3 separate regions of the Homo sapiens genome follow, and all the other regions are linked to region 1. The links are chromatin loops, found by intact Hi-C in ENCODE. Cell type or tissue: MCF 10A. All regions are shown on one strand. Links, peaks and the distances in the headings refer to the core of each region. The heading gives the core; the rest is flanking DNA. Region 1 has its middle 95 kb from the start of LINC02772. Region 2 overlaps FCRL3 (Fc receptor like 3). Region 3 has its middle 38 kb from the start of CD5L.

The links. A loop is a pair of places that touch in the nucleus more often than their neighbours do. Peaks named below come from ENCODE experiments on the same cell type or tissue, not always from the same donor. Only the 100,000 strongest peaks of a DNase experiment are listed, where the experiment ranks them.
Region 2: a loop joins it to region 1, with 7 times the contacts of the local background. A loop is called at or near these places in 9 of 110 quality-filtered maps.
Region 3: it touches region 1 in a loop (2.7-fold over the local background); 3 of 110 quality-filtered maps call a loop at or near these places.

What each region holds. Positions count from the first base shown.
Region 1 is chr1:157,364,258-157,375,584 of GRCh38, forward strand. No RefSeq gene overlaps it. Among named protein-coding and RNA genes, the nearest start is that of LINC02772, 95 kb to the left of the region's middle. RefSeq lists a silencer at 5,786-5,855. In MCF 10A, for the core only: a CTCF peak has its summit at 5,857 (motif pointing right); a DNase peak (open chromatin) is centred at 5,844.
Region 2 is chr1:157,687,386-157,698,712 of GRCh38, forward strand. FCRL3 (Fc receptor like 3) reads right to left here. Exons shown (of 15, transcript NM_052939.4): 4 at 10,999-11,244; 5 at 10,274-10,534; 6 at 9,755-10,039; 7 at 8,655-8,942; 8 at 7,944-8,222; 9 at 2,870-3,148; 10 at 2,413-2,532. It overlaps FCRL3-AS1 (FCRL3 antisense RNA 1), which reads left to right and starts at 8,044. Exons shown (of 2, transcript NR_199044.1): 1 at 8,044-8,197; 2 at 8,580-9,259. In MCF 10A, for the core only: a CTCF peak has its summit at 4,144 (motif pointing left); a DNase peak (open chromatin) is centred at 4,126.
Region 3 is chr1:157,875,172-157,884,679 of GRCh38, forward strand. No RefSeq gene overlaps it. Among named protein-coding and RNA genes, the nearest start is that of CD5L, 38 kb to the left of the region's middle. In MCF 10A, for the core only: a CTCF peak has its summit at 3,092 (motif pointing right); a DNase peak (open chromatin) is centred at 3,080.

The sequences.
Region 1 (11,327 bases), core at 3,126-8,125:
TCAGTTTGGCAATTTCCTATAAAGTTAAGCATACACTTGCTGTACAACCCAGAAATTCCCCCCTAGGTTTTACCCAAATGAAATGAAAACTGAGATTTACAGAAGAACCTATACATGTACATTTTTAGCAGTTTTGTTTATAGTCACCCAAAACTGGAAACAACCCAAATATCCCTTAATAGGGAAATGGATAAACAAATTGGACAAATTCCATACAATGGAATCCTTCTCAGCAATTAAAAAAGAGAACAAACTCCAGAAAAATAAGACAGGTGTTGCAGGACTTTTCATTAGTTCAGCTAAAAATGGGGTTCTTTGTCCCATGGCCATGAAAATTCAGGCTCACAGACAATTTAAATGGTAAGACAGGTTTTTACTGAATTAAAAGGAAGAAAAGGGGCAAACAGGAACTCTTGGAAGGACAGAGTCCCTGCTGGAGCGCTTCCTTCCCAACCTTCAAATCCCAGGTTCCACACAGGAAGAAGAGGGGCCTGACTCCTCCCCACAAAGGGTGTGAACTTCTGTGGCTCCACCCCATTGTGCAGGCTGGTTGGAGTTTTTCCGGGTATCCCCCTCCCACCTGGCTGTCTCATTCCCCTTTCTAAAGAAGTACATCAAACTTTTGTTAGATTAAGCATAAGGATGAAGACCCAGCTTAACTGCTTCCTGCTGACATAGGATGCTGTTTTGGGGAAACAACAGTCCGAGCTCCCTCAAAGGTCTATTTAAGGTTTCCCAGCAGAAGGGGACATTGTCAGAGGCTCCAGCTGCATGACTATTTGGAGTTTGATGGCCTGAAGGCAAGAAGAGACAAACTATGTTATTAGAAAACATGTATCCAAATGAAACAAGGGGAGGGTTAAGGACAGCTCAAAAATTCTGAGGCCTTTTACCAGTTTGCACAGGAAGAGGGAGGCCAAAAGCCCAACTGGTTAAAATACTTTACCCTTTTGCCAGCATGTTGGGCTTCTGGGTTCTCTTCCCCTGAGCCCAATCCTATGGCAGCCATTTTAAGGTTTGGGAAATTAACTCTTTCCAGTTTGTAGGATGCATCTGAAGGGAGTGTCTTGTAGTACAGAGACACAATTACCTATTAGTGAAGAGAGGACAGAGAAGGAGAAAGGAAAAAAAGAGGCACCTGTTAAAGGAGTCCCAGAGGTTCAGGATGCATTCGGAAGGGGTACAGACTGAAGATGAATGGCTACCCATCTAGAAAGAGGGGAGCAGACATCCCTGGTTCACTTCTCTTCCTAGCAGATACCTGGGGCATGTGACGGAGAGAAGGAAGAGCATCCTCCTTCCTCTTCCGTGCTTGCGTCCCTGAGTTCCAGTGACCTTGGAAGGTCCTGCCATGAGTGCAAAAGAGCCTTGCACCCATGAAGCAGGGGGCTCTTAGGGGTGGGGATCATCCACTCTTACCCACGTATGCCCTGTCTCCCCTGCTGTAGGTAGCCTTGGAGTTCCCTAGATCTCATTTATGCTGTGGATATTAATGTGGCCTTTATCCATGAAATAGGAAGCTTGGGGTTGGCTTAATTGGCAGGAATCAGCCACACTCATCTGTGCTCTGCCTTTTGGCCTTGTAGTTGCCTGCCTCTGGATCCCTTAGATCCAGTTCTCTTTCTTAGAACATTGACCCGAAGCCTGGAATTGAGTTTGGGACAAAAATATGTCTCAGGGGCTTGCATGGACTCCTTCTCATAAGCCGAATGTTAAAGTGAGACTCTGGAACTGAGTCCTTCTCCAACAAGGAAGAGAAAAAGATGGCTTGTGACACACCTAGATAACTGGTGGCTATAGTTATCCTTGCTACGATTTGAGTGTAGTGCAGCTTTTTAACTTCCGTTAAAAAAATACTTGATTCAAGTACTGGTCTTTCTTTAGGCCAAATTAATTAGAGCTCTTTTTACAGACATTACACATAATAACACACACAGACAGGCAGAAGAAAACCCAGTCCCTACGAGATTCTTTTTCACAATGAAAAACTTTATGGAGAGTACAAACAGTGATAGTTGTGGGGCTTGGCCTAGTAAAACGTCTTCTAAAAAAAACCCAAAAAACAAAAACAAAAATCTTGCTTAAAACTTAACTGCTGACAGGGTAGAGAAGAGGGTAAAAAAGAGAATAGTTTAAAAATGCCTGGGGAAGAATCTCTTATTCTTAGGCAAGGGGTTCCTCTACCAAGAGAAAAGCTTAATTACTGTCCAATGGAGCTGAACCCCTTGACCAGAGAAGGAGAAGGCTCCAGTGGCTTGTGGTGGAAAATGCCAGCCAGCTGGCTCTGTGAGACCCTTGGGCCATGCATCCCAGCCCTGGCAGGGAGGGGAGAGCAGTGGGGAGCTGCTGCTCACCAGTGGGTCCTGAAAAAGGAAGGAAAATGCTACTAAAAGTCCCAGGAGCTAAGGGGGTTGGGGGCATGGTTTTATCTACTCTCAGGAGTCTGAGGATGAAAAGGCTTAGGAGCAACAGCGAGAGGTTTTGAGTCCCCATTTCATTCACTGCTTCTCTAGCCAAACGTTGGGTGCCAAAAATGTTGCAGAACTTTTCCTTAGTTCAGCTAAAAACAAGGTTCTTTCTCCCACAGCCATGAAAATTCAGGCTTGCAGACAATTTAAATGGTGAGTAAGACAGGGTTGTGGTGGGTGAAAAGGAAGGGGCAAGGAAGAACTCTTGGAAGGTGAGAGTCCCTGCTGGAGCATTTCCCTCCCACTTTTCAAATCCCAGGTTCCACACAGGAAGAGGAGAGGCCCGAGTCCTCCCCACTGCAAAGAGTGCAAATTTCTGTGGCTCCACCCCAGTGTGCAGGCTGGTTAGAGTATTTCTGGGGAGCCCCCTGCCACCTGCCTCTCTCACATGGATGACTCTCAAATGCATTATTCCAAGCAAAAGAAGCTATTCTCAAAAGACTGCAAACTGTGTGATTCCATGTTGATGACACTCTTACAAGACAAAACTATGGGGACAGCAAACATACCAGTGGCTGCCAGAGATCATGGTAGAAAAAGAGGTTCACAACCAAGGGAAATAAGAGAAGGAGTTGTGGTCAGAGATAACTCTGACTTCCTGGTTGTCACTCCTGCCCCCACATGGCGTGTGACTTGTTTCAGCTCCCCAAGGCTTAAGGTGCTATCCTGGGAAGCAGTGGGTTTCTCCTTCCCTGGAATTAACCAAGCAGAGGCTGGAGGAACTCTTAGCAGAGAGGTGACAGAAGTCCTGAAAGCTTTTGCCACTGACAGACAATAAATACATATTTCACCACTGACCCTATGACATGCAATAACTCTAGTCATTTCTTTTCTCTTCTCCCCTCTCCTCCTATCCCCTCCTCCTCTCTGTTTTCTTCTTCTCTATGGGTGGGGCCCAGCAATCTATGGTTCAACGGGCGTTTCAGGTGATCCTGTTGCTTCCTAGAGTTTGAGAGTCACTGCCTTAGGGAAAAGAATAGATGTGCTCCAAATTGCAAACAGGTAGGGAAAGAATTGCACCTTCATGACGATGAAAGAGTCAAAGGTGGCCTTGTACTTAACGTGTCATAATATCTGCAGTTGGAGGCTCAGGAGTTCGATCCACAGAGCAAACTCAATGAGAACACAGGGTCAGCATCCACAAACATCCTCAGAAGGGTGAAGCCTTTCAACTGTGATGCCTTCAGGAAAAATCCACAGAGGCCAGGAAGAAAAGTGATGGCAACAAAAAGTTGTTTCAAGCAAATGGGATAAAATTAGTAAGGTCATGGGTAAAATGCAGTTAAGAGATTATGAGATATTCATCCCAAGTATGATGGTGACCAAAGTCCTATTTACAAAGAGGAGATTTATGGGGATCCTGAGATAAGAAGAACTTGTGTTCAAACAAGATATTTAAAAACAAAAACTCTCATGGTTCTACAGACCTGAGAATGGGGTTAACAAGACAGTTCTCATTAAATGAAGGAGGTAGCCTAATAAATTAAGGGGATCATGAGGCCTCTGGACTCCAGTCTTCCCAGATTTGGGAAAGATCAGATGCATATGGTTTCTGCATTTTGATTCTCAGCCATGATTCGAGGCCTTTCCTTAGAATCAGGTGCCTGGCTTCGTGGTCTCCATGCCATAGGCCCTGGACCTGAGCTGTTTGTGGCAGGTTCTGTTCTCTGGGCATGTTGTACTGGGGGCCCTGACCATCCTCTTCATGTTTGATTTCCTGCTCTTGTGTGACCTGCCTAAACTTGACAGGAGTTTCTTTGTGACACTGCATCCTTTTCCTGAGAGCATGCTGACATTTGGCCCCATTTGGGGAAACTCTGGCAACATGGCAGAGCACAAATGAATGAAATTCCAGGCATTCCATTTGGAGGCAGGGATGGTCCGTCCGGAGACACAGGTGGGTCTAAAATCCTGCAAAGATTGGAAGGGCTTCATGTGGCCTAGGAATGATGACAGATTTGTGGGTCTTAACAGTGACCACCATATGGAGACACATTCCAAGAACAGAAGTTGAGTGTGCAAGGTCTGCAGACAGACGCCCAGCTCTGTCACTTTCTAACTGGGTGTGCCTGGACAACTTATGAAAAGTAGTTTCACATCTTTCTAAAATGGAAATATGAATATATTAATGGTACCTACTGTTATAGGGCCAATAGGTTTCTATGACCGCTGTGCAGTAACAGACCACTTACACTAGGTCAGCAGGGTTTGCAGCAGAGAAAGAGTTTAGTGATCACAGGGCACTGAGTGAGAAGATAGAAGAAGATCCTCAAATCCATCTCCCTGAGAAGTTCTGGGCTGGGGTTTTTAAGGATATCGTGGAGGGTGAGATGCCAGAAAATTGGGGTTGTTGATTGGTTGGGGTAAGGGGGAAGAAATAATCAGCAATTGGAAACTGCATATTTTGGTGAGTCAGCTGCTCCTGGGATCATTCAGACCCACTGAGTCAGTAGTTTAATCAGTATGCAAGACCTGAGGGAATATCTCAAAGGGAAAACATAACATTTCAAGTTGTTATTTATAGAACAGTTGATAGGAACTATAATCTTAAAAGAGGATCTACATGATTCTGAGGCCATAGGCACCAAACAACTGTGGGGAAGCAGTTAGAAAGCAGCAGACCTCATGATTAGTGCTGAAGGTGCTGCAAGCTCGGTTTATTTTCACTTCTACCCTCTTCCTCTCCCTGTCCCCAATCCCAGGATTCAGAAAGACAATTATGAGAGTTCAGAGGTGTTGGTGCCTCTATGATGCTGCAAGCAACATTTTCCAGGATGGCCTTGAGCTTGGGTGGGAAAGCAGGCATGGTAATGGGAATGGGTCAGGCACAGGCTGCTGAGGACAGAGCATTGGAAAGACCATCATGACCTTTAGAATTCTGTAATCAGTGGATTTGACCTTTCATAAATTGCCTGAAGTTCTGTAGCATGTAGCAATTCATAAATTTACAAATACAAAAACATTGCATTGTGTATTCTCTGAGGTTGGTGTATTGTAGATGGCTTAGCTAGTGAGTGAGCCTAGTAGGCTGCCAAGTGATCCTAAAATCATGGCTTAGTGGCTCTCGTGCTGTACATTGTTGAACCACTCTAACTGTTAGAAATGCCTTCCTGAAAACTTTCTCCTTCTAAAAGTCATCATTTGTATCTACATTTTGTTCCTAGTATACAAAGTGTCATTCCCTCCTCCATAAAGTCGCTTCAAATAGCTGAAGAGCTACAGCGTGGAACAGGCCAATATGGGAGACACCAGGGACTGGTAGGCCCTCATTTCAACACCGCATCAGAGGAATCCAGAGGCTTATCTAAGGGAGAACCTGTTTGTCATTGAAATCGTCCACCATTCAATGAAGTTGCAGTTCTTGCTTGAACCACTAGGTGTCACTGACACTATGCGTGGCAGACACTAGTGTGGGGCTGAGAATGAGTCCCCTGTTAAAAGTCAAACATGCCCTTTGAATCCCAATTTTGACTTAAATTGTTTTATTATCACATTACTCAAAGGCATACAAACAAAATCTAGACACCGTATGCTTATCTCAAAACAATAAAATTAAAAGTATAGAAATAGAAACAAAGCAATAACATTCAAGTTAATTTAATGTGCTAGGTAATGTTATTCTACTGGAACTAAATGGGTGATTTGGACTTTTTAACATCACTAATGTGCATTCATATTTTTTTGGTCTACTGGTCATGGACTTAAGTCTATTTACTACCCATATGATGGACCAACATTTGAGTCATTTTAAAAACTTTTACTTAAAAACTAGCTATTTTAAAAATCATCAACCCATCCTTTTCAGGTGCCAATAGATTGAAGAATACAACTCCAACAATTCAATTCAATTATACCCCATTTTACGCAATCCCTTGCTGTACTGATTCATTATAATGCTAATTACCTTTGAAATATTTCAAAAATGTTTCAAATATTTCAATCCCTTGCTGTATTGATTCATTATAATGCTAATTACATTTGAAATATTTCCCTAAAAGAGTTATATGTAAATACAAACTATTGCAGTAGCTAGTAATATTTTCTTTGTGTCCTTCAGTGAATGAGAGCTAGCCAGACCTTGGGGAGCAGAAACTACCAGGTCTGCTCCATCCTTCCTGACACTGCCACCAGGTGCAACTTGGGTCAAGCAGTGCAGCTGCTTCACCCCTGCCCTGTAGGTCTCTGTGGTCTCAAGGCCCCAACACACGTGCCTCCACCAGCTTTGTCATCAGAGGCAACATACCCCAGAACCATCGGCTGCTGACACTGGGTTTCAACTATGAGGCCAAATACGTGGGTTACCCACCCTGCCCTGCCCTGCTCAGCTCAGCTCAGCCATCACAGGTCTGGACCTTCAGGCGCGAACTCTGAAAGGAGTCTTAAGCAGAACAGCATCATATCCTGGGAGCACAACTGGGAAGCTGGGAATCCATGTGTGGGTTCCATCCCTCCCTAGCCTCTGCAAATTAACATATAAGGAGAAGAGTCCCATTAATTCACCCAAGTTACCAGCTCTTTCCCACAGTGGTGCTACACACACCAAGAAATGTGAGGATGTGGCTAGGCATCTGTTAGAAAAATTTCCAAATATTCCATTGTAATTACTGGTCTCTCTAATATCTGCAGTGGGAGCTGATCTGCATTGAGTAAGCATCTCAAGAGTGAAGAATGGCTTGATTCCAAGTGAACTCAAATCTCAGCCTTACAACAGCCAAGATACCCTGCTCTGCCTTTTGTTTCAGGAAACAAACTTTGTAGCTTCTGCAAAGCTCTTCATCCTTACTCAAGAAATTCTCCCAGAAGGGTTTGCAATGAGCATGTTGTTTTCTCTCTCTCTTTCTTTCTTTCTCTCTCTCTCTTTCTTTCTTTCTCTCTCTCTTTCTCTCTTTCTTTTTTTTTTGACAGAGTCTTGTTCTATTTCCCAGGCTGGAGTGCAGTGACATGATCTCAGCTCACTGCAACCTCCGCCTCCTGGGTTCAATTGATTCTTCTGCCTCAGCCTCCTGAGTAGCTGGGATTACAGGTGTGTACCACCATGCCTGGCTAATTTTCTGTTTCTCAGTAGAGATGTTGTTTCACCATGCTGACCAGGCTGGTCTCGAACTCCTGACCTCATGATCCACCCACCTTGGCCTCCCAAAGTATGGGGATTACAGGCGTGAGCCACCACGCCCAGCCGCCTGCTGTTTTCTTTAGGCTCTGCTCCCAGAGATAGTAACACAAATGATACTGGTTACCAAGTTGGTGGGCCTTGCAGAAACTAAAATACACACTCACAGATATGAACATTAATGGGGCACTACCATCACTGGAAAACACTGCATAAGCCCAGGACACTGACCTGAAGTGCAAATGTTTTCAACAAATTCAGAGAAAGACCATAGAAACTAAGCTTTCAGAAGATAGCTACCCACAGTCCAGCCTCTAAACCCACCTGTGTCTACACAGTAGATAAGCAGAGAACATCAACATGTGTCTCTCTCAACTTAAGTTCCAGGGGGAAGATGCAAACAGAAAGGGGAGACATGGTTTGACTCATGATATCATCAGAAAAATGACAGACCAGGCCAGACAGTCCCCCATTCCCATGTAAGAAGAAAAACAGTACATGAATCTAATATGCAGTTGTAGAAAAGTTAAAATTTTTCTCTAAGAAACACAAGGAAACTTTGTTAATATACTTTAAACTGATGAATTGTACTGGATGTAAACTGGACCTCAATAGAAGCCATCAGCCCCTGAATCACACTTGCTCCCTCCTATCTCAGACCTTCTCACACACCACTCCCTCTGCCTGGAATGTCACGTCCATTTCCTCCCAGTTCCCAGCTCTTTCATGCTACATCTGATCTGCAGTGTTTTGCTTCTGAACCATTTATTATTTGTAATTAAAAGTTATGTGTGCCTGTTGCTTTTAACATGTGGTTCTCTCTGCATACATACGCTCCATGAAGGGCTGTTTTCTCATCATCAGATGAGCCCATCTGGGAATGTGGATTGAAACTACCACCTCTTGCCCCATCCTGGAACTGTGAAAAACCGAAGATCTCTCTAAGAAGACTCTGATCAAATCCTTTTCTGGCAGCGGGGGTCAGTCCCCACCAGGGTCTATATTGCCCTTGAGCCTTGAAGACCCCTAGGTTTGAATTATTTTTTTACAGGAAGAAAATGTAAAAATAAAATAAAATACTGAAATATATATATGTATATATATATATATATATTTTTTTTTTTTTGAAATGGAATTTCGTTCTTGTTGCTCATGCTAGAGTGCAATGGCGTGATCTTGGCTGATTAGAACCTTGGCCTCCCGGGTTCAAGCAAGTCTCCTGCCTCAGCCTCCTGAGTAGCTGGGATTACAGGCATGTGCCACAATGCCCGGCTGATTCTGTATTTTTAGTAGAGATGGGGTTTCTCCATGTTGGTCAGGCTGGCCTTGACCTCCCGACCTCAGGAGATCCGCCTGCCTCGGCCTCCCAGAGTGCTGGGATTAAGGGTGTGGGCCACTGCGCCCTGCCTGAAATAGTTTTTAAAACGAAATAAAAAGATAATCCACAGGTGGGAGAAATTATTTGCATTTGTATATGTGATAAGGTATTTTTATCCAGGATATATGAATAACTTTCACAACTGAAGAATAAACAGACAAATAACCTAATTTACAAATAGGCAAATGATCTAATAGGCATTTCCCCAAAGAAGATATACAAATGGCCAATACACACATGAAAAGGTGCTTGACAGCATTAGTCATCAGGAAAATGCAAACCAAAACCTTGAGATACCACTTTACATCCATCAGGATAGCTAGAATCAAAAAGTTCATAACGACAAGTGCTGGCAAAGATGTGGAGGAATTGAAGCCCTCATACATTGATGGCGAAGTGCAGCTGTGTTAGAAGGCAGTCTGTCAGTTTCTCATATGATTGAACATAGAATTTTACCGTATAATCCAGCAGTTCCACTTCTAGGCATATACCCAAGAGAAATGAAAACACATGTTCACACAGAAACTTGCACATGAGTGTTTATAGCAGCATTGTTCATAATAGCCAAATGGTGGAAACAACTCAGTGGATGAATGAATAGATAAGTAAAAAATTGTATATCCATATAATGCGATATTAGAACTGAACTATAACACAACACTGATGAACCTTGAAATCTTGTGCTGAATTAAAGAAGCCAGTCACAAAAGACCACATCTATTTGATTCCACTCCTATGAAAGTCCAGAATAGGAAACTCTATAGCGACAGAAATTAGATTAGGGCTGAGGAAAGATGGGGAATAGGAGAAAATGGGTGGATGGCTGAAGGATACAAACTTTTTTTGAGGTAATAATGTCCTGGCCTGGCACGGTGGCTCGTGCCTGTAATTCCAGCACTTTGGGAGACTGAGGCAGGTGGATCACGAAGTCAGGAGTTTGAGACCAGCCTGACAGACATGCTGAAACCCCATCTCTACTAAAAATAATAATTAAAAGAAGTAGCCGGGCATTGTGGTGTGTGCCTGTAATCCCAGCTACTCAGGAGGCTGAGGCAGGAGAATCACTTGAACTGGGGAGGCGGAGGTTGCAGTGAGCCAAGATCGCACCACTCCACTCCAGCCTGGGCAACAGAGCAAGACTCCATCTCAAAAAAAAAAAAAAAAAAGTTCTAAAATGGACTGTTTTGATGGCTGCACAAACTTGTGAATATATTAAAAAGTATTGAAATGTACACTTTAAATGGGGAAATATATGGTATGTAAATTATGTCCAAGCTAAGTTGTTTTCTTTTTAAACACTGTATTGGAAGTATAGAAAAAATGATACGGGGCCAGACTGATCTGAGTTTGAATTTTTGCTCCAGTATTTACCAGCCTTGGATCTGGATTAAGTCCCTTTGATCCTCTAAACCTTGTTTTCTCATCTATAAAGTGAATACATTGATTATACCCACCACAAAGAGTTATTTTGGGAATTGAGATAATGCATATCAAGTGCTTAGCCTCATTGCCTTGTACATAGTAGGCACTAAATGACTGTTAACTGAATGAAATATTCAGGGAGCACACAGCCAGATGTAAACACGTAGAGCAGATGCCCAGGGCCCCCAGAGATTATTCAGAAGCCTGCAAATAAATTTGTTAGAAGAGCAGATTTTGTCCTTTGGTGAGGACAGCTTTCCAAAGGGATAAAACCTATTTCAAAGCCCTAAGGATAGGGACACCCAGGCCAATCAATTAGTAGTAGACATTTTTTCTGGGTGGGAGTGGGGATGTTCTTTGCATGGTTAGATTCTAATAAATGGGCCCTCCTGCATCTGCCCACCCTACAGGGAATGGGGACAGTGGACTTCCCTCCTTCCCTCTGCACATTCCCTGACCAGAAGGTCCAGGGGAAAGGATGGGCAGAGAGCAGAGTAGTTACATAGGTGTGATGGGCAGAGGCCAGATCTCCCTCCAGGTCATGAGGAGACTCACGGCAGATCTCAGTAGATGGAAGTGTTCAGCCCCGAGGACAGCCATCTCTGCACAGGAGAAATTCTTCCATGTAGGGAGGTTTTGAGGACTTTGGCAACAGCAGCCAACATCATTTGCAGAGTGTAAAGGTCTCTGAAGGTGAGTGGGGGAGAAAACATCCACTCCTTGATGGAGCTGGTGTCGAGTGAGGGTCCTGGCAAGAAAAGGGCTACACTCTCTAACCAAATCCCAGACAGGAGCGAGGGCTTCTGCCTCATTTTTAGCCTTTTCTTATCTCTGATTGGTATTTTGGTTGGTGAGGCTCTTGGGATCATGCCACACACTTAACTCTACCCCAGAGACTGCGACCCTAGGCACACATTTATACAGTTCCCCATGGTTTCCTAATGTTCAT
Region 2 (11,327 bases), core at 1,740-6,739, 320 kb after region 1:
CAAAGAACTTATAATAGAGCTACCATTCAACCTAGTAATTCTGTTATTGGTATACGCTCACAAAAAAATAAATCATTCTGTCAAAAAGACACATGCACTCATATGTTCATTGCCATACTATTCACAATAGCAAAGATATGGTATCAATCTAGGTGCCCACCAGTGGTAGACTGGATAAAGAAAATGTGGTACATATACACCATGGAATACTACGCAGACATAAAAAAATGAAATCATGTCTTTTGCAGCAACATAGATTTAACTGGAGGCCATAATCATAAACCAACTAACACAAGAACAGAAAACCAAATACCACATGTTCTCACTTATAAGTGGGACCTAAACATTGAGCAAACATGGACATAAACATGGGAACAACAGACACTGTGGACTACTAGATGGGGGAGATGGGGAGGAATGTGTGAGTTGAAAAACTACCTATTGGGTACTATGCTTACTATCTGGGTGACAGGATCTGTACCCCAAATCTCAATATCATGCAATATAACCATGTAACCAATCCACACATTTACCCCTTACATCTAAAATAAAAGTTGAAAATTTTTAAAAAGTTATGGCTATTATACTAACAAAGGAAGTAAAATAGAATTAAAAAATCAATTATTCCAAAAATAAGTCAAAGTAAAGCAAAAAATAGATGTGACAAATAGAAAGCAAATAGCAAAATAGACATGAAACCTAATCATATCAATAATTACACTAGTGCAAATGGTCTAAACACCTCATTTTAAAGGCAGACTACAATATTAAACTAAACAAAACCGGCAAGAATTAGCTGCATGCTATCTATTAAAAATTAACTTTAAATATAGGGGTACAAATAGGCTAAAAGCAAAAGGATGGAAAAAAATCACATGCTAACACTAATTATATTAACATATTAATATTAGACAAAGACTGTTTCACAGTAAGTGATTCAACCAGGGATACAGAGGGTCATTTCATAAGGATAAAGTGGATAATTCATCAAAAACATGAAAATTCTTAACACTTATCCACCTAATAATGAGCAATTCCAAATTCTGGAAGCAAAACTTGATAGAATTGCAGAAGAAATGGATAAATTCACAATTACAGTTAAAGATTTTAATTCCCCTATCTCAGTAATTGATAGATCAGGTAGACAAAAAATCAGTAAGGATATAGAGGAATTGAGAAACATTATCAATCAAATTCACTGGCAGGCAGTCATACTGTAAGAAATGTTAAAAAAAAAAAAAAGGTCCTTCAGGCAGAACAAAATTGATACCAGGTGAAAATATGGCTATATAAAAAGGAATGAAAAATTCTGGAAGTGGTAACTGAGTAAGTATTCCTTTGAGACCAAATCATAAAAAGACATTTCTAGAAATGAAAGCTAACAACAAATTTTCCTCATAAACATGGACGTAAACATCCTTTGCAAAATTTTAGCAAATCAAATCAACAGTCATGACCAAGTTGGGTTGACCCCAGAAATATAAGGCTACTTCGACATTCAAAATTCACCTTATCAATAGACTAAAAAAAATCTCATTACTATCTCAATAAATGTAGAAAAATCATTTTACAAAAATTTATTTGTGTAAAATCTCTCAGCAAATTAGGAATAGGAGGGACTTCCTCCACCAGATAAACAGCATTGAAAAAAACCCATGGCTAAAGTAATCTGTAATGGGGAGAGATTGAATACTTTCCCCCTAAGATCTGGAATGTGATAAGAATATTTTCTCTCACCACTTGCACTCAGCATTGTACAGGAGGTTCTAACCAGTGCAATTAAGCAAGAACAAGAAGTAAAAGAAATTAATATTGGAAAGGAAAGAGTTAAACTATCTTTCTTTGCAGACAACATGATCATCTATATAGAACATCTGATGAAATCTGCAAAAGAGATACTGAACTAATAAGTCAGTCTAGCAAGATTTCAGGATATAAAATTAATATTAAAATTAGTTGTGTTTCTATACACTAGCAACAATCGGAAATTGAATTTTTAATCTCATTTTTGGCATTCTTTATTTATTTTATCCAATTTCACTACATTTAGCTGGCATTCAAATATATCTCGGAGTTTATGGTCACCTCTATGATGATTTATTTATTTTTTGTTACAAATGAAGGACTTTCTTAGGGAGATAGAACATGAGTTAATTAATTTTCTAATTTTTAATTGGAAGCAAAACTCTGCTACCTAATATAAATCTCAAATTAAACACATGAGGTAAAAATTTTATTGAGAAGTTTATTCTATTGTTTTTGCTACAATTGCCTACAGAGTGACAGTGAGTAGTGGAACTGAGGGCCTAGTACTTGGAAGGGAATACTTGACCTTTATAGGGTGCACCAGACAACTTCAAATTATTATAGCAACGGCAAAATCACATCACAAGGTAGGACCTAGACACCCACCTGGTTTCCTTCGGGCCCTGGCGTAATGCAGCAGAGCAGCAGCAGCAGCAAGGACGAGGATGCTGAGCACCAGCCCCGTGATTCCCGCAGCGGTAAGGCCTGTTCTGTTCCTGGAAGTTCCTGAGTGGAGGGAGCTGTACTTGAGTTTCAGTGGCACAGGTTTTGGATACAGACAAAATCATGCAAGTAGGGTGAGTGTGTTCCAGTTTCTGATTCCTCCTGTAGCATCATTTGTAATTTTCAAAACTATGGCATATGAAAGGTATTCTCCAGCATCTAAGATTAAAATGTATTTCCTTTCCCTCTCCCATATAAAATCAGTACCAATCTCCAGAAGTCCCAAGCCTTCGTGTGCATGTTCAAAACCTCCTTGGTGCTAGTAGAATTTGTACAATCTGTCAGATAACTATTTTATTTACCATAACTGTGACCTCTAGCCCAGGTACTATTAACACACCTGTAACATTGAGTGTCACCACTTTACTGTGCTGGGCCCCCAGGCCATTGTCAGCCTCACATGAGTAGTTTCCAGAATGTTCTGTAGTCAGAGAGAGGTTGAAGGATGCCCCTCCTCCAGAGTGGGCCGAGATGTTCCCCAAGGTGTCATCCTCGTGATAAAACCAGTACAGGATCGGGAAGGAGCCTCTCAGGGACTCACAGTGAAGCTCCAGCAGGTCCCCCACCACAGCCTGGGCCCCGGGAGCCCTGAGGGTGAGGACGGGGCGAGACACCGGAACTGAGGGAGGAAAAATAGTTCACTGGCAGTTTTACTTAAGTAGGTATACAAGAGAACTTAATAAAGGAATATGCAGCATAGTTGAGTTGCGGGAACATGCACCTGGATTCTGGAGAACCTGGGCTTCAATCCTGTCTCTATCCTTTATTAGCTCTATAAGCTTGATTTTTTAAGAACTTTTTAATTTCTCTAAGTCTTAGTTTATTCCTCTGTAAAACTGAGTTAATGATACATTATATCTCAAGCTATTGTAATAAAAATCATATTGCATGTAAAGTACTATAAAAATTGGTTATTATTATTGATAAAAATATAGCTAAAATCAAGGTTTCTAAAATTCCTACACCTGAATCTTAGCTCTAAGACTGAGACTTCCATACCTATCTAAAGGCAGGACCCATTACTCTCTACCTAATCACCTTGCTTTATTTTTCTACATAGCATTTAGCACTACCTGACATCTGTCTATGTATGTATGTATGTATGTATGTATGTATGTATGTATCTATCTATCATCATTGTTTTATATGATTCCCCAATAGGATGGAGAATTATCTGTTTGTTCGTTGCTGTATTTATAGCTGTTGGAACTTTGCCTGGCATATAAAATTTATGCTCAATAATTGATGATTGAATGGAAAACTGAAGTGAACCAAACTGTCAAAAAAAATCCAGATATAGCTCTAGCAACAATGATTTCTATTTTAATGAACAATTAAAGAAATGGCATAGTGGGAAGAATAGAAAGCCCTTAATATCGAATGTTAACTGTAAGATTGCTGGTTCTGCAAAGTTGTGAGGAAAACTGGATGAACCAATCTGTGTGTAGTGCTTTAGATATAAGCCGTGTGCTTTATTGGCAAGGGTAACTTGATAAGGATCTTAAGCTCTGCTTTCCATCGCAGATGGGCTAAAGGGAATGAGTGTGAATGTGGAAACTATTCACTGAATGGCAATGATTAAACTTGAAAATGAGCCATCTGCTGGCTGCAAGAAAGATAGCACCAGCTGCCTCATCAGGATAGAGGTGCCAAGTCCTGATATTGGAAGTGTAGAGTTCCTGCTAAATTGAAACAGATGGTTTGAATTTGTCCCTTCTGTATAGCCTCTAAATATGAAGTGACCTGGGCGGGATGCAGAGGGCCTCAGGGGTGAGTCTTTTGTATGGTGCTTTGTGATCTCACTGTGCCTTTCACTCATGTCTCTGGGTGTTCGTATTCTGGAAAGAGAGATTTCCAACCTCTTGCATCCCCTCCTCTAGGGCTCATGGGACCTCTGGTTCTGAATGCATATTCCCCTAAAATCAAAGAACTTGAAGACTGAAAAAGACCATGGTTATTGTCAACTTAAGTGGTCTCCAAGATGGGCTATAAGACACCAGATTGAAGTGTAAGAAGAAAATATGAGAACATTTAAGAGTATTTCTTTTTGAGCTTGAAATTTAAAAAGATATTCAGCTTTACTAATATTCATGGTGGTGCTCTTGCTCAGGTAGATGTCACACTGTGTATTGGGATAGGACAGCGTTTTTTATGAAGGCAGGGCCACCCAGGCACGGAGGGTGGGACAGCAGTGCCTTGGCTTGTTAGTTAACTCTCAGCATATGGAACATAATGCCCTTTTAATTGGCTACTTAAGTGTTTTTACAGATTATTTTAATTTAAATCATAAAATATATTTTTTATTTTTTAATTTAATTTCTGTATTCTTTTTTTGTTTTTTTGAGACAGGGTCTCACTCTGTTGCCCAGCCTGGAGTACAGTGGTGCAATCATGACTCACTGAAGCCTTGACCTCCTGGGCTCAAGTGATCCTGCTTCTTCAGCCTCCAGAGTAGCTGGGATTACCGGATCATGCCACCACGCCTTGCTATTCTTTTGTATTTTTAGTAAAGACAGGGTTTCCCCATGTTGCCCAGGCTGGTCTAAACTCTTGGGCTCAAGCAATCCTTCCTTGGCCTCCCAAAGTGCTGGGATTACAGGCATGAGCCACTGTGCCTGGCCAAATCATAAAAGATTTACAATGCTTTGTAATGAGATTGGGGAGTGACCTCAAACCTTTTTGTATCACATGAAAGTTCACTTATTTTGTGGCAAAGTTCTAAAAAGAGGAATTAAATGTAAAGATACGTTACGTGTTTTTCCATGAAGAAAGATTAGTATTTAATTTTTGTTGACTTTTTGGTGATCAGTGGCTACTGACAATGTTAATACTTAGCAAACACTTTAAAAAGTGACTTTTAACAGTATTTCATATTGCTAATGCTTTTCTAAACTTATGCTATGGAGATAATATTTTGGAAAATAGTTGTTTAAAAATATTTACATTTCTATGTCGTCTTATTACCAGAAAATGTAAGTATGTCAACTTTAAAAATTTATATCTGCACCTTTAAAAATCCATGGAAACAGAACATGGCAACCAAAGTTTAAACATGTTCGATAGAAATTCAACATGCAGTGGCTGGGCGTGGTGGCTCATGCCTGTAATTCTAGCACTTTGGGAGGCTGTCGCGGGTAGATTCCCTGAGCTCAGAAGTTCGAGACCAGCCTGGGCAACATGACGAAAACCCGTCTCTACTAAAAATACAAAATTTGCAGGGCGTGGTAGCCTGCCTCTGTAATCCTAGCTACTGGAGAGGCTGAGGCAGAAGAATCGCTTGAACCTGGGAGGTGGAGGTTGCAGTGAGCTGAGATAGTGCAACTGCACTCCAGCCAGGGCAACAGAGTAAGACTCCATCTCAAAAAAAAAAAAAAAAAAAAAGGAAATTCAACATGCAGCACTTCCTACTTACTTTACAAGAACAACTAATGAACATCAACAAAAACATAAACTTATTAACCAAATTTCAATGAAAACCCTTGCATAGTTAGACTATGGGATTGAAAAATGAGTATCATGGAATTGAAAGAGCAGCAGTGATGATCTGCTTCCACTTGGATGTAGATATATTGGTAAGATAAAGCTTTAAGCAGTAACAGACACTAAAACTAATAGGAATAAGGCCAAACTCAGAACCAAACCTCAAATAATTGTACCACCATAAGTAAACTAAGATTTTCAAAGTAAATGAAGCATATTCAATTATAATAATTTTAGTCAAATATTCTAAATCAAAGATTTTAAAATATTGTTTATTTCATTTTCTTTCTCTCCTTCCTTCCTTCCTTCCTTCCTCCCTTCCTTCCTTCCTTTCTCTCTCTCTCTCTCTCTTTCTTTCTTTCTTCCTTTCGTTGACATGGTATCACTCTGTTGCCCAGGCTGGAGTGCAGTTGTGCAATCTTGGCTCACTGCAGTCTCAACCTCTTGGGTTCAAGTGGTCCTCCCACCTCAGCCTCCCAAGTATCTGAGAGTACAGGCGCATGCCACCATGCCCAACTGAATTTTGTATTTTTTTGTAGAGACAGGGGTTTCTCCATATTGCCCACGCTGGTCTCAAACTCCTAAGCTCAAGTGATTTGCCCACCTCGGCCTCCCAAAATGCTAGGATTACAGGCATGAGCCACTGCACCCGGCCCCTTATTTAATTTCTATTTTTTCTGTTTGTTTTGTAATGTGCCCATTAAGTTAATACAGTAGTACATGTATATAATTAACACACAAATATATGTTATTAATATACATATATGTGGGGTATGTGTTAAATACTTTTGATGGAGAGTGGTGCGAGATCCAGAATTCTTATACCCCCATGATTTGCTGACTCAATTACTTTATAAGGGAGGAAAATAAGCACAAGACTAGTAAGAAGACTTATTCAAGGTTAAACAAATGATATTTTCTTGTTCAAGACTCGAGTCTCTGTTTCAGCACACTGTCTGGCATTCCCAGATTTTAATACCTCCTTAAATCATTACCCAAGTTTGGCCTATAGGAAGGATTATTATTAACCAAAATGTCATAAGTGTTCTAATAGTCTGGAATCATTGGAGAACAAGAGTCCATGGCAAAATCCAGAGAATGTATGGGTTTGTGTGACTGGGAATTATTACCATATCTCTCTTATTTTGCCATCTTCTCCTAGGTCCCAGTGCCCTCTCCCATCCTCCAAATGCTGAGCCCTTTGGGATAACCATGACTTGGACTGGAGGTTCTCTTCTAAATGATTGGGCACATTGCTAATTGTTCTTAGGGGCTGGACATGGGAAATACGAGATGCCCTGGTGCCTCTGCTGAAGGAAAATTTTGTTAGGGGATACTGAGAACATCAGATTAAATGAGACCCAATCAGAAGGCATTTGAAAAAAGTGAGAAGGTTAGATAGGTCACTAGAATCTGGAGGCCATGAAAGAGGCCTGCTGCTGTGATCCTAGTGGCTGACAGAGAACCCACAGAAGTGGGTATCCATGAAGAGAGACACTTTAATGATCCAGGGAGCCAAGTGGGAATTTAGATTGAGATAGGGGCAGAAAACTGTGGCAAGGGATGATCCAGTCATTTTTTTCCTGGGCAAAGGAATTCAGAAATAAAGGCTTTCTGTGCCATTTTCCTTTGTCAGTAATTGCTGACCCATCACGTGTTTGGTATTCTGGTAAGCCTTCGTGCCTCTACCAGAAAAAAAAATGAATGGGGTATATGGATGGCTGTTGATGATAATTACAGAGGAATTAAAAAAAGGAATGGTCTAAGTTACTAAATGTGTAATCACTAGGAAGAATCCCAGAACTCCCAGGTGGAGTCAGAAAGAGTGGGAAGTCTATTGGGATATCAACCAGCAAATAGCCCAGTGGAGCTATTTCTGAGAAGACATGATCTGTTGTATTGGCTGTTAACTGCTGTGGGTATATCTTGCTTACCTGTGACCCTGAGACTCACTCCATGACTGTGCTGGGCCCCCAGGCCATTGTCTGCATCACAGGAGTAGTTTCCAGAATGTTCTGCAGTCAGAGAGAGGTTGAAGGAGGCTCCTCCTCCAGAGGGGGCTGAGCTGTTCCCCAGGGTGACATCCTCATGATAAAATCGGTACAGGATCGGGGGAGAGCCTCTCAGGGACTCACAGTGAAGCTCCAGCAGGTCCCCCACCACAGTGTGGGCCCTGGGAGCCCTGAAGGTGAGGACAGGGTGAGATACCGGAACTGAAGGAGACAAAAGGGCTGTCAGAGGATTCTGACGTTGTGACAGATGCACAACCTCTCTCAAGGAGCCTAGCAATGGATATGTCCCTTGTCCCTTGATTGTTTCTGTTTCCCCACTGATCACATTTTTCTTATCTAACAATCAGAAGCATTTCCCCAAAACAGTGAGAGGTAATCTTGGGTAGTTTTGTTTTCATCACCACTCAGTCTTCCCCGCAAGAAGTAAGGTGCTTCAACTTATTTTGCCATCTTTCCATTTCTTGGATAGCTTTTAAATATCTCTCTCTCTCTCTCTCCCCCTCTCTCTCTCTCTGTCCCCACCCCCCTCCCCTCCCTCCCTCCCCGTGCCTCTTTTAGGAGACCTTAGTGGCTGACAGAGAACCTAAACCCTGGCTTGCAACTCGAGGCTGTGTGAAAGGAATCGGAACTTACTTCTCACGGTGACTCGAATCCACGTGCTGAGGATGGGGCTGTGAACGTTATCAGCTGCACAGTAGTATCTCCCTGCATCACTCTCCTTCACGGTGAGAACATGCAGCTCTGCCAACAGGGAACGCTGGGTCTTTCTACCCAGGCTTCTTACTCTTCCTTCTTTGTGCCAGGAGAATGTGACAGTCCCTGAACCCTGGGCTACTGAGCAAATAAGGACCATATTTTCTCCTTCAATCAGCTGCCCTCCGGTGGGCCGGATCTCTAGATTCACATTAGACACAGGGACTCCTGGGGGAACACAAGATGGCATGTGAAGGTCCTGATGGCAGGGACATCAAGGTCAAGGGGAAGGCTGGAGCTACCATGAATAGGCCAATAGCAGCAGGTGCAGCAGGCAGAAGCCCAAAGTAGGAAATAAGAAATTAATTGTGTATACGATTATAAAGGAAGCAACATCCCTCTCACTCCCACAACATTCCCATCCTTGAGAAATGTGGGCACCAAGTCCATAATCTCCATAAATCCAATGTTTTCTGGTCACATTTTATATGCATTTATCTCTAAGGAATCTTTGATGCATCAATAAACCACAAAATAAAAGAGAACACTGGAGATCCTCTGTTTTGAAGATCAAAATAGAATCCAAACCCTTCTCCTATTCTTCAAGACTTCTCCAGATTTACATCCATGTCTCCATGTCTTTCTCTGACTATTACAGTTCATATTCATCTTCCCCTTTTCGGACTATTTTGTTGTGAGTTCAGGTTACCAAATGGAAGCACCACAGGGGCCTCTTAAAACTGCATGTGTTCAGTTGTGCTTCTAGTTGTCTCTTGATTCATGAGAGAACCGATCTTGTACATCTCTGTAACCCCATAGGGTTGGGCAATCAGTAACTGATCAATAATTACTATTACCTGACTCAAGTGGAAGAAAATGTTCTAGGGCTGTTAGACCAACGTTGAGCTTAAAGAGAGAAGATTACCAGAATAGCTGGACACTCCTCTCTGTTATGTCCACCATCCTAGGGGTGCAGGAGATATCACTGGCCTTCCTCTCCCCAGCTCTGACTCTGGAAGAGCAGCCCCTTAGACACTCACTCTGTACACGTATCTGAGATCTCAGGCTCCTTTTTTTGATGCTGTGAGTCACTGTCTCCACCTCACACCAGTAAGACCCTGAGTCTTCAGTCCACATGGCAGGGATCTGGAGTCTGGGGGACCTGCTCCAGCCCAATCCGAGGGTCTGGCTATCTCTGAAGAGGGAGAATTGCAGCTGGACATCTGGCCTCTGTGGAGAGAGCTGGGTCTCACAGGTCAGGGTCATGGGACTCCCCTCTATGGGCGTGGAAGAGCTGGCTCTCAGCACAGGATGTAGAAACAGCTCTAATGAAAAGAAACAACATAGTCTCCAGGGTGGTGAGGCTCAGAGTTCCTAGAGAGATGCATTTGTCATCTCAGCACCAGCCATCAGGAGATAGAGAAGCATGCAGAAGGAACCATCTCCCTCCCATGGCTGAGCCATAGGAGACTCTTTATGAAATTCCCACTGATAAACATCTTCCCTTTATCCCCAGTTTCCCTAACAAACCCAGTAATCCACAGGAATCTAGCCATTACCTTGAACTTGGATATTTAGGGGTTTTGAAGTTACTTCAATGTCAAGTATGTAAAACTTCCTATAAGCAGTACAATGATATTTGCTATTATCCCTGGAGACTGAATTCACTGTGATCTTCTCTAAATTATAACTATTAGGAAGCTGTTTTCCATCCTTGTAGTAAACCTTTTGATGAGTGTTTTTGTTGTCTTTCCCCTGACATCTCAGAATGACATTGTCTCCTTCAAAGACAGGATGTAAAGCCTGCAGGATCAGCCAGTCTGCAAAGAGCACAGGAGCACACTCAGGTTATCCCCTGCTGTTTCTGCCTTCACTTTCATTTCCACCCATGAGGCAAGAGCCACAGTTCTATACACACCTGCAAATGGCCCCCACCCACATTGCCATGTGGCCCCAAATACCTGATTCTTCCTTGCCCTACAAGGGTGAACCAATTCCCAGAAAATGTTCTTGAGAAATCTTCACATGTCTTTTCACAAAAGAGGAATCCCAGACTTGAACCCCTTTTTGCCTGATGGCCCCTGGGTCACCCACAATTCTTTGGAGGTAGATGGATAGACAATCCAGCATCATGCTGCTGCCCTATCTCTTTATTTTCCCCACTGGGGTCAGTGCATCAATCCCCATGTCTGCTTACAACTCTGCCTAGGATCCCTGCATTAACCCGGCCCTCAGGCATTCTGCCTGGTGGCTTGACTTTAGACACTCCCCTTCCATTCCTCACCAGGTGAAAATTCCACATGCACGGCATCACTGAGGGAGGATCCTCGGGTCTTACATTGGTAATTTCCAGGCTCTGTAATTTGGATCTTGTCATGTTTTATTTTCAACAACTTCTCATCGTGATACCAATATGTGTCTCCCTGGGCTAGGGAATGTGATATGCTGCTGCATATGAGAGCCACTTTTTCTCCTTTGAAGGCTGTGGACCATGGAGGATTGAGGAGAAGTACAGCTTTTGGGGCCACCCCTAAACAGGAAATAGAAAGATGAAGGCAGGGGAAGGTCAATGGGAGGTGGGCACAGCACATGGGGAGCCCAACCTACAGTCAG
Region 3 (9,508 bases), core at 1-5,000, 510 kb after region 1:
TCAAATCCAGGAGCTGACATTCAATAAAATAAAATATGCTGCATTCAATAATATGCTAAGTAAATATCTATTAGAGTTGTGCTCCTGCCAGCTAAAATATAAAGAGAATTTGAAAAGCAATTAATTATTAGAACCCAGTCTAGTGGCAAAGAGGCCTGGTGGGAGATGGGTGAGGGGTGCTCATAGCCTCAAATCAGACTTGAAATGTTAAGATGCCCTTCAAATCCAAGGACACTGAGTTGCAAGTCCATTCCATTTATAGGACATGGATTTGAAGTCTCTACTGGCACAGAAACCATAAGACAAAACACAACTTATTTTTTTACAGTTTTGTGAAAAACAATCCCAGAAGTCTTGCTCTAGGTCTCATGCCTCAACCCAAAGTTCAGGTCTCTATGAAGCATCAGTGCACTGACACTGTAAAGTCAAGGTGCCCAGCTGGTTATGACAGAGACTTCTAGTTGCACATCAATTATTCAACGCCCCCCCCTTCTTATCTGGTAAATGCAGAGGATGGCCATGCGACCAGATGAACATCCAGATTTCCCATCCACCTCTTTGTGGATAGGGGTAGCCACATGACTGCATTATGCGCAATGATATGTAGGTTGAAGTTGTTGGGTGGTACTTCTGGGAAAGCTTTTGTGAACCTCTTTGAAACAATTCAGTCTTTGCAGGAATAGCTATCTTTTAGGTGAAAGAAAAACAAGCTCCTAACGTATTTAAGCCATCATCATTCAGGTTTTTGTAACTAGCAATTAAGCAAATTCCTAATATTTACTAACTCAAAATTACATCGAGATGCTAAAATTTTTTTTTAATGATTAAGGGGGCTTAGTTCAATGAAGATGAAAATAAGAATTGAGATGATGAAGTAAACACATATTAATATTTTTCTACTTATTGAAAAGTGACCTTTGGATATTTAGTGTTTTGAATATTTATAATATTTAAGATAATGTGGAATATTATAGTATCTAATAAATTAGCCTTGAGATTCCAATTTTTAAAATGTGTAACAAATAAGTTATTTAGAATTGTGGGGGGAGTTGAGAGGAAAAACAATCAACATTTACTTGAGCTCTAATATGTTTTGCACATGTTTCTGTAAAAGTTTTCTAATTAAGAAGGAATTTTCATTGTATCCTAGAGAAACAGTTCTAAATACTCTAAATTATCAGCATATTTTCTTGAAGAGAGTATGTTTTCATAATACTCCATGGCTTCAATATGATAATCTTAAATCGATGACTCTTATTTTTTATGTTTCTCTTCCTTTTGGTTCTCCTTTTCCTCTTCATTTAATAATTTATACAAGCTCTCATTTTTCTGTTTAGTATAACAAAGAATAGAATAACCAAATTCAGTAAGCGCAAAAACCTTATCTCAGTGTTTAGAAAAATGCGCAGTGGTATGCACAGCAAACAACTTGCCAAATGCATTAAACATTGAAGAGCAAAGGACCGTTAAGAGAAACAAGTATCATAACTAAGAGTGTCAGAACTCCAAGCCTCTGACAGGAAACTTCTTTGGTTAAAAACACGGCAAGCATTATTAGTAGCAGCATGTAATTATACCAGCCCACCCTGATGATGCTCTATCTATCTCCTAACCACTGATTTAGAGAAATCACAGCACATCTGTCTATTTTCATGACATGGCCTCATAAGTGACCAATTAAATAAACCATACCACTGGATGGTTGAGAAAAAAAATTGTTCAATAGAATTGTGGTTTGAAGTTAAAATTTATAAGAGAAATGTACTCAGTTTGTAAACATAATTGAGAATTTAATAGTCACCCTATTTATAAGTGCAAGTTATTTGATTTGTGATTACTTAAGTACATGAGAAGATTTGTTAGACAATTTGCTGGAAAAGGAAATCAAATACAGTGCATTAAATTTAAAAATGCGGTTTATTGCGGCAATATTCATAATAGCAAAGACTTGGAACCAACCCAAATGTCCATCAGTGATAGACTGGATAAAGAAAATGCAGCACATATACACCATGGAATACTATGCAGCCATAAAAAAGGATGAGTTCATGTCCTTTGCAGGGACATGGATGAAGCTGGAAACCATCATTTTCAGCAAACTATTACAAGGACAGAAAACCAAACACTGCATATTCTCACTCATAAGTGGGAGTTGAACAATGAGAACACATGGACACAGGGAGGGGAACATCACACACTGGGGCCTGTTGGGGGGTGGGGGGCTGGGAGAAGGATAGCATTAGGAGAAATACCTAATGTAAATGATGAGTTGATGGGTGCAGCAAACCAACATGGCACATGTATACCAATGTTACAAACCTGCACATGGTGCACATGTACCCTAGAACTTAAAGTATAATAATAAAAATAAAATAAAAATAAAAATAAAAATAAAAAATAATAAAAATAAAAATGCAGTTGAAAATGTCTAGGAAATTTAATTAACTAAGCTATTTAAAAATTCCCTTTTCAAAATATTTGTTAAATTTTCATTCTTGTAAACTTATATTTGGAAGTATTGTTTTAAACTGTAAGCATCTGAAAAGTCTTGTGTGTGCCTCCAAGCCACCCTCAAATACACTCCAAACCTCACATTGATACTCTCCTTTGGTTATACGAATCAGCCCAACTGAGCAGTACAAACAAGGAATTTTCCACAAAAGACAAGGATAGAGGAAATACAGAATATAAAATACTTTTGCTTTTGTCCCTGCCAACTTTTTATCCAGGGAAATTATTGTAATCTTTTCAAAGAGGTTTTTGAAATTTAATTGGGTCACTTTGGACCCTTGCAACTTCAAAGTTTATGCTCATCCTTGATATCTTGATAATATTTTGTTCTTACTGGTTTGCCTGGCTCCTCCCTGCCGCCCTTTGGAGTGATTTTACCTGGCTCAGCCTACAAATGTTTGCCAGAATTCTTTTTAGAACTTTAGATTTTGGAAATTTCTAACAGTCCTGATGGCAAATACATCAACAGATCTATCTGGCTGCTATCGTAGGAACATCTGCCTATATCATGCCTCTTGATAAGTGAGGATGGCATGTTCACAGAGCTTCTTTCTTAACGAGTGCCACCAGATGTCACTCTTCTCCATAACTAAGATCAGTGCCTAGGGTATCCTTGCCTTCTCAAATCCTGTGAAGTCCTGGATTTGTGATCAAGTCTGTGCCATCCATGGGGAACAGTGTCGGCATCACCTGGACCTTTCAGGATCTCATTTAATCTCCAATAATGTACCTCCCAGATTGATCAACCTGCAATCTTCCGGAGTGTGCTCATAACTTTGTGTCTTTCTCTACCACCACTACTAGAACCCCCATGAGTTTTTCTCATTTATGGTAGCATATGACCTCTAATTGTGGTTCCAAAATTTGTTTAATGGCATGCCTCACAACAGTCATTCAGTCCCTACAAGGCCCTGTCTTAGGTGCTAGTATAGGGCAGGAGCCTACCTAGAGATTTTCTCCTTCTAGGAAAGACTCTAATTTATTGGGAAATTGGATATTCATGGAAGTTGTGGTTTGTTTTTTTTAAAAAAAAAAGAGAGAGAGAGGGAGAGAAAGAAAAGAAAGAAAGAAAGAAAAAGAAAAAAGAAAGAAAAGAAAGAAAAAGAAAGTCTGACCTGTAGGGAGTTATTTTTTTTTTCCATATCAATGAACTCACCTAATGCTCTAAGTCTGGTTCTCCATCCGAAATACCCAGGTTGAAACTGCATTATTTCCTCAATGGGCATTATTAAGATGTCACAGTTTTCTTCACAATATCTCTAATTTTGTGCGGGATCGGGGGAGTATTTTGAGGAACATAATATGATGAGGATATATTCCTACTTATTTATGCCATAAGCCAGAGTGTGGTAGTCCTAGTGAAAGTTACCTCCTTCCTAACTATATTAGAAAAGAAGAAATCTTATTGTACGACACAAAACTGAATTTCCTCAGTATCTTTTTTTTACACCTTTTCTCTCAAAAATGCATTCACCACAGCACCTATTACTTCCAACACACTTTAAAAATCTCTTTCAATATTCTAGTTTTCCTACCTCTCTTCTTCCATTACCTCCTCTCCTATTTCTAACCTCCTCTCTTTTGCTTAAAATATTTTTCTTTTGCAGCTACTTCTGTGCCCTTTCTCATGGAAATTAATCACTTCATTCTCAGCTTCTAGTTTTCTTCTTATTATCTCAATCATGTCCAGACACTGAACGGAGCAAGCAAAGATTTCTATTTATAAAGAGAAACAGGAGAAAAGGCTGTATATTTATATTTATATATTTTTCTGGGCACAGTGTGGTTAAATTAACAAAAGTAAGCATAAAGGATAAAATGCAATTGTAGTAGGTCATTTGGAAATAAGTATATTGCTCATGGCATTGAAAAATGGTAGTTTTTTAGCAAAATAATTTCACAATATATGATAAGATCTATTCAAATTCTTTCTGACTCAGTAATCCCATTTTAGAAATATACCCCTAAGAGGAAAATAAATGTCAAAATCTACCAAGATGTTTGAAGCAGTGCACTGTGACATAAGGTAACAGAGGCTATCATAAACATTACATCTGATTTATAGCCAAAATCATTATAGAAGCTGTACACATAGGATGCAGCCACAGGATTTAAAGAAAAATAAAGTACTGCAAAACTGAGGCAAACCTGATTCAACAAATGATAGAGGGAATATGCCATGGCCTAGTTCTTCCCAACAGGAGTAACCCATCCAAAAGAATTATTTATAGATTTGTTTTGATAAGTCTTGGTAGCTCCCAATTCCCAACAAGGAATAGAAAGTAATAAGCTGGCAATCAGTGAGCTATCACCTTGGAAACTATGATATAAAAGAACTTTAAAAGTAAGATTAACTATTAATTGTTCTTAGCCAGTTTTTCTCTCTAAAACTTTTGATGGATATCAACTGCTCCAATCAGGCACCAACGCGCGCTGTAACTAGAGAAGTCTTTCTCAATTAATTGGATGTGGCAGGGATGGGCAAAGGTATATAGCAGGTGGAAGGTGAAAAAAAGAAGAAGAGAGCAAATTAGTCTCCCTGAGCTTCCAAGAAGACCAACACATTCCAACACATTTTAAAAAATCTGCTGCCTCCAGATTCTGATGACCAGCATTGATACATACCTTCAGGTCACTTAACCCCACCCTGCTTCAGCCTTAGAGAATCTGCCTGCACTAGAATCAGAAGTTAAACATGTGTCCATGTGTCTCCAACACAATCTGTGGAGGAGAAACACCCTTCTTAGCTGACAAAGGACAAAGTACAAAAAGTGTATATTTCCAGTCAGTGCTTCCCAAAGTTTTTCATATCATAATAATAGTTTTTGGGCAATCTGGTACAAAGTGGGGGATATTCAAAGGCCCAGGGGAGGATACTATAGTATAAGATTAATGGTCCAGGGATTTCAGCAGCCTCGGGCAACATCTCAATGAACTAAAGGCCCAGGGAGTCAATATCTCAACGTGGTTCAGTGTGCCACAGTGTAACGAGAGTTAAGAATGTCTGTATAGGGGAGAGGGGACAAAGACCTACCACAGCCCCAGTGACTTATTATAAGCCCTTTACTCTGATTCTATGTTCATTAAACATTCTAGTGTTTGGATTAAACACCACAACACAGGCTGTGGGAGGGGCAGATCGATTCTCTGTTCTTCCTCATTCTCATGGAATGCTCTGTGGCATGACTTCATTGCAACCTCTACAGAGAAGACTTTCCAGATAAGTGGTATGCCTGTTTTTGTGCCCTTGCTGTATTTCTTCATGACTTGATATGATCAAGACCAGCATGATAACGCTCCACATCTCCACTTTTCTCACTTCCCCTCTCTTTTGCCTGTATTGACTTGAGTATTTGCATTCCAAATAAAGTGTTAACAATTTAATCCGTCTCAGGCTCTGATTTCTAGAAAACTCAGACCAAAACAGTCATTGCATTCTCTTTCACTTTTTCTCTTTTTTTTAACCTAAGCTAATTTGAGTTTCTGTCACTTGCAATAAAGAATTCTAACCACTACAAGTCCAATATAAGTGTTTACCCTATTTTATTTGCTTATACACCCTATAAATTTCCTTTGAGGCACTTAACACAATTTTTAATATCTGTCTTCCTGTGTTAAATCATAAGCTCCATGGAAATAAAGATTATATATTTTCGTGCTTCACTCAAGAGTCAGCCTCTATAATAGAATTCAGCATAAAGTAGACAATGGATAAATACTCACATTTTTGAATGAGTAAATAAATGAACTAATTCTATTTGTCAATTATCTTGGTACCAAGAAAGTGGTATTGTGTATAGGTCAACCAAGTGTTCTGAACCTTGAAAGATATACCCAATATATAAAACTTATAAATGAGTCTTCTGTGAGTCTGGATAATGAAAACTAATTCAATCATGTGAGATCAGTCATGGCACCAATACACTTAAGTTATTAAATCTAAGACATACACAAATAATCTTCAGAAGCTATTAGCTCTGAGATTTGGAGTATGTCATTGAAACTCTCTGATTTGATATTTTCATTTACCAAATGGTAATAATAGTAGTGTTTTCCTCCGCCCATCTTATTGGCAGTTTTGAGAATCAACACTTCAAATGGTGTGAATTCTATTTCTACCTGTGAAGTACTGGGTGGATGCTGTGATGTCATGAGAATGATTCCAATAGGCAGACAAAATATAAGGAAGTTCAAGCCTGACAGACACAGCAATAAAAAAGTGACTTGTAATATTTTTGAAAATTATTTTTCCATGTTGTTTATGACTTCATTTATTTTATTACTAAGAAGAACTTTAGCCATTCTTCATCTTACCAGCTACCTGGATATAGTGGTAGCATGGGGTAGGGAAGGTGATGCCTTCTTTAACATAGGACAAACTGAAGTATTTTTCTCTAATAAAACAGCAGTTCTTTTCCTACAATAAATTTTGTTTCTGATATTGGTTTTTAAACAGTAATTTCTTCATAGACATGTAAGCGGATCATACTGTAATGCTACAGTATAACCTCATTTTGTTTACTTAGCTATCTATCACGTATATCTCACTACATCAAAAAATATTTATTTACTTCATATATAACTACATACTACTCCATTTTGTAAACATACAATAATTAATCCAATCAACTCCCTAACATTGACAGTGTTATTGTTTTCAGTTTTTCAGTATAATTAATACCCCAACAATGAACATTCTTTTGCAACCATCTTTGATGGGAAATTTTGGGCACTTTGATTTGGGGTTGAATGTAGGACACTCAGGTAGCTTAGACTTTTAAGTTAGGGATTTATAAACACAGAGACATTATATATAGCATCAAGCATTTAATCAGTATTTTTCTATGAAGAGAAAGCTGTAATAATTGCCTGAGAAGTATCTCTTTAAGAAATGATCCCTCATCCTGGAAATACCATCTACCTGATTACTAATGCCTCTCCTAAGGCATGCTTACCATCCCAGGATGGCAGTCTAAAAGTACATTTATCAATCTTAACCAATAATGGCCCTGGCTCTAAGATCGTCATGAGTAGTTTCTATACCAGTGAAAAGGGAAGAAGTAAAGGAACTGTAGAGCCCCTGGGCTTCCGCCTTCATAGATGGCCTCTCACAACTCAGAAATCTCCTTCCTTCTTCTGGGAAGCCACAGCAGCTTTATTCAGAAACACATAAGTTGTTCACTGGTTCTGTATCCACACATTTATTTCCTAGGGGTAGAGAAAAGGAAATGATTTCAACAGAGCCCACTGATATCTGCAAATCTAGTCTGGTCTCCTCTGCACATGCTATTCTTTGCCAGTAATTCATTTGTACTGTCTTCTCTCCTTTCTAGACACACTGCCCTTTCTCGTTGGATCTAAAGTAATATGGAGCCTGATATAAGCTGAAGTGTGATCTCTTTGCAAGTGAGTGAAGTAAGAGTACAGTAAGATGGCACTCTCATGCCCTGATAGTATTCATTATTTGCACTTATAGTTACTGCTTACATATACCAGGCAACATGAGGCATGGGTGACATAACAGCAAGAAAAAGAGCAAGTCTTTGCACTTGTGTAGCTTAAATTCTAAAGGGGAAAGAAAAGATAAATAAAATATATAGTATTTCATGTATTGATAAATGCTGTTTTAAAAAATAAAGTAGGTGGAGGAGAGGGTTACTTCCTATATGAGTTAATCAGGCAAGATCTCACTAACAAGATAAGAGTTGAGTAGAAATGTGAAGAAATGAAGGGATGAGCTATATCGTTCTCCAGAGGGAACTTATTGCAGACAAAGGGAGTAGCCAATGCAAAGGCCCTGACGCAAAAGTGCACTAAGCATTTTCAAGGAATACCAGGAAGGCTACTGTGGCTATAGCTGAAAGAAAAAAAAAAAAGCAGTAAGGAATGGGGTCCAAAAGGTAGCCTGGGTAGCCAGATAATGTAAGTAGGACCTGATCTGGAAGACTACTGTGAAACAATTTAGACTTTTACTCTAATATGAGATGGAAAATGATTGAGATGGGGTGTTGTGATGGTTAATACTGAGTGTCAACTTGATTGGAATGAAGGATGCAAAGTATCAATCCTGGGTGTGTCTGCAAGGGTGTTACCAAAGTAGATTAACATTTCAGTCAGGAGTGTTTCACCCCATAGGTGAAACACAGCGGAGGCCTGGAAGTGGTATGTATATGATCGGGCTTGAGTGGGTCCTGAAAGTACAAGTAAGTTACATGAGGAAGTGGCTCAAATGCCCATGGTCTACACTCCTGCCACCCTGCCTTCTCTCCCCCAGCCTGCACCAATGGCCTCATGGGCCATTCTCTATGATCAGTAGACAGAGAAAGAGAAGACTAGGGCCTGGTTCATAGATGGTTCTGCATGATACACAGGCACCACCCAAAAGTGGACAATGCAGCACTACAGCCCCTTTCTAGGACAACCCTGAAGGACAGCAGTGAAAGGAAATCTCCCCAGTGGGCAGAACTTTGAGTAGTGCACCTGATTGTGCACTTGGCATGGAAGGAGAAATGACCAGATGTGCAATTATATGCTGATTCATGTGCTGTAGCCAATGGTTTGGCTGGATGGTCAGGGACTTGGAAGAAGCATTATTGGAAAATTGGTGACAAAATTTTGGAGAAGAGGTATGTGGATGAACCTCTCTGAGTGGTCAAAAACCGTAAAGACATTTGTATCCCATGTGAGTACTCACCAGTGGGTGACCTCAGCAAAGGCGGATTTTAGTAATCAAGTGGATAGGATGACCCATTCTGTGGACACCACTCAGCCTCTTTCCACAGACTCCCCTGTCATTGCCCAAGGGGCCCATTAACAAAGTGGCCATGGTGGAAAGGATGGATGTTACACACGGGCTCAGCAACATGGACTTCCACTCACCAAAGCTGACCTGGCTATAGCCACTGCTGAGTGCTCAATTCACCAGCAACAGAGACCAACACTGACCCTTCAATATGGCATCATTCCTTGGGGTGATCAGCCAGCTACTTGGTGTCAG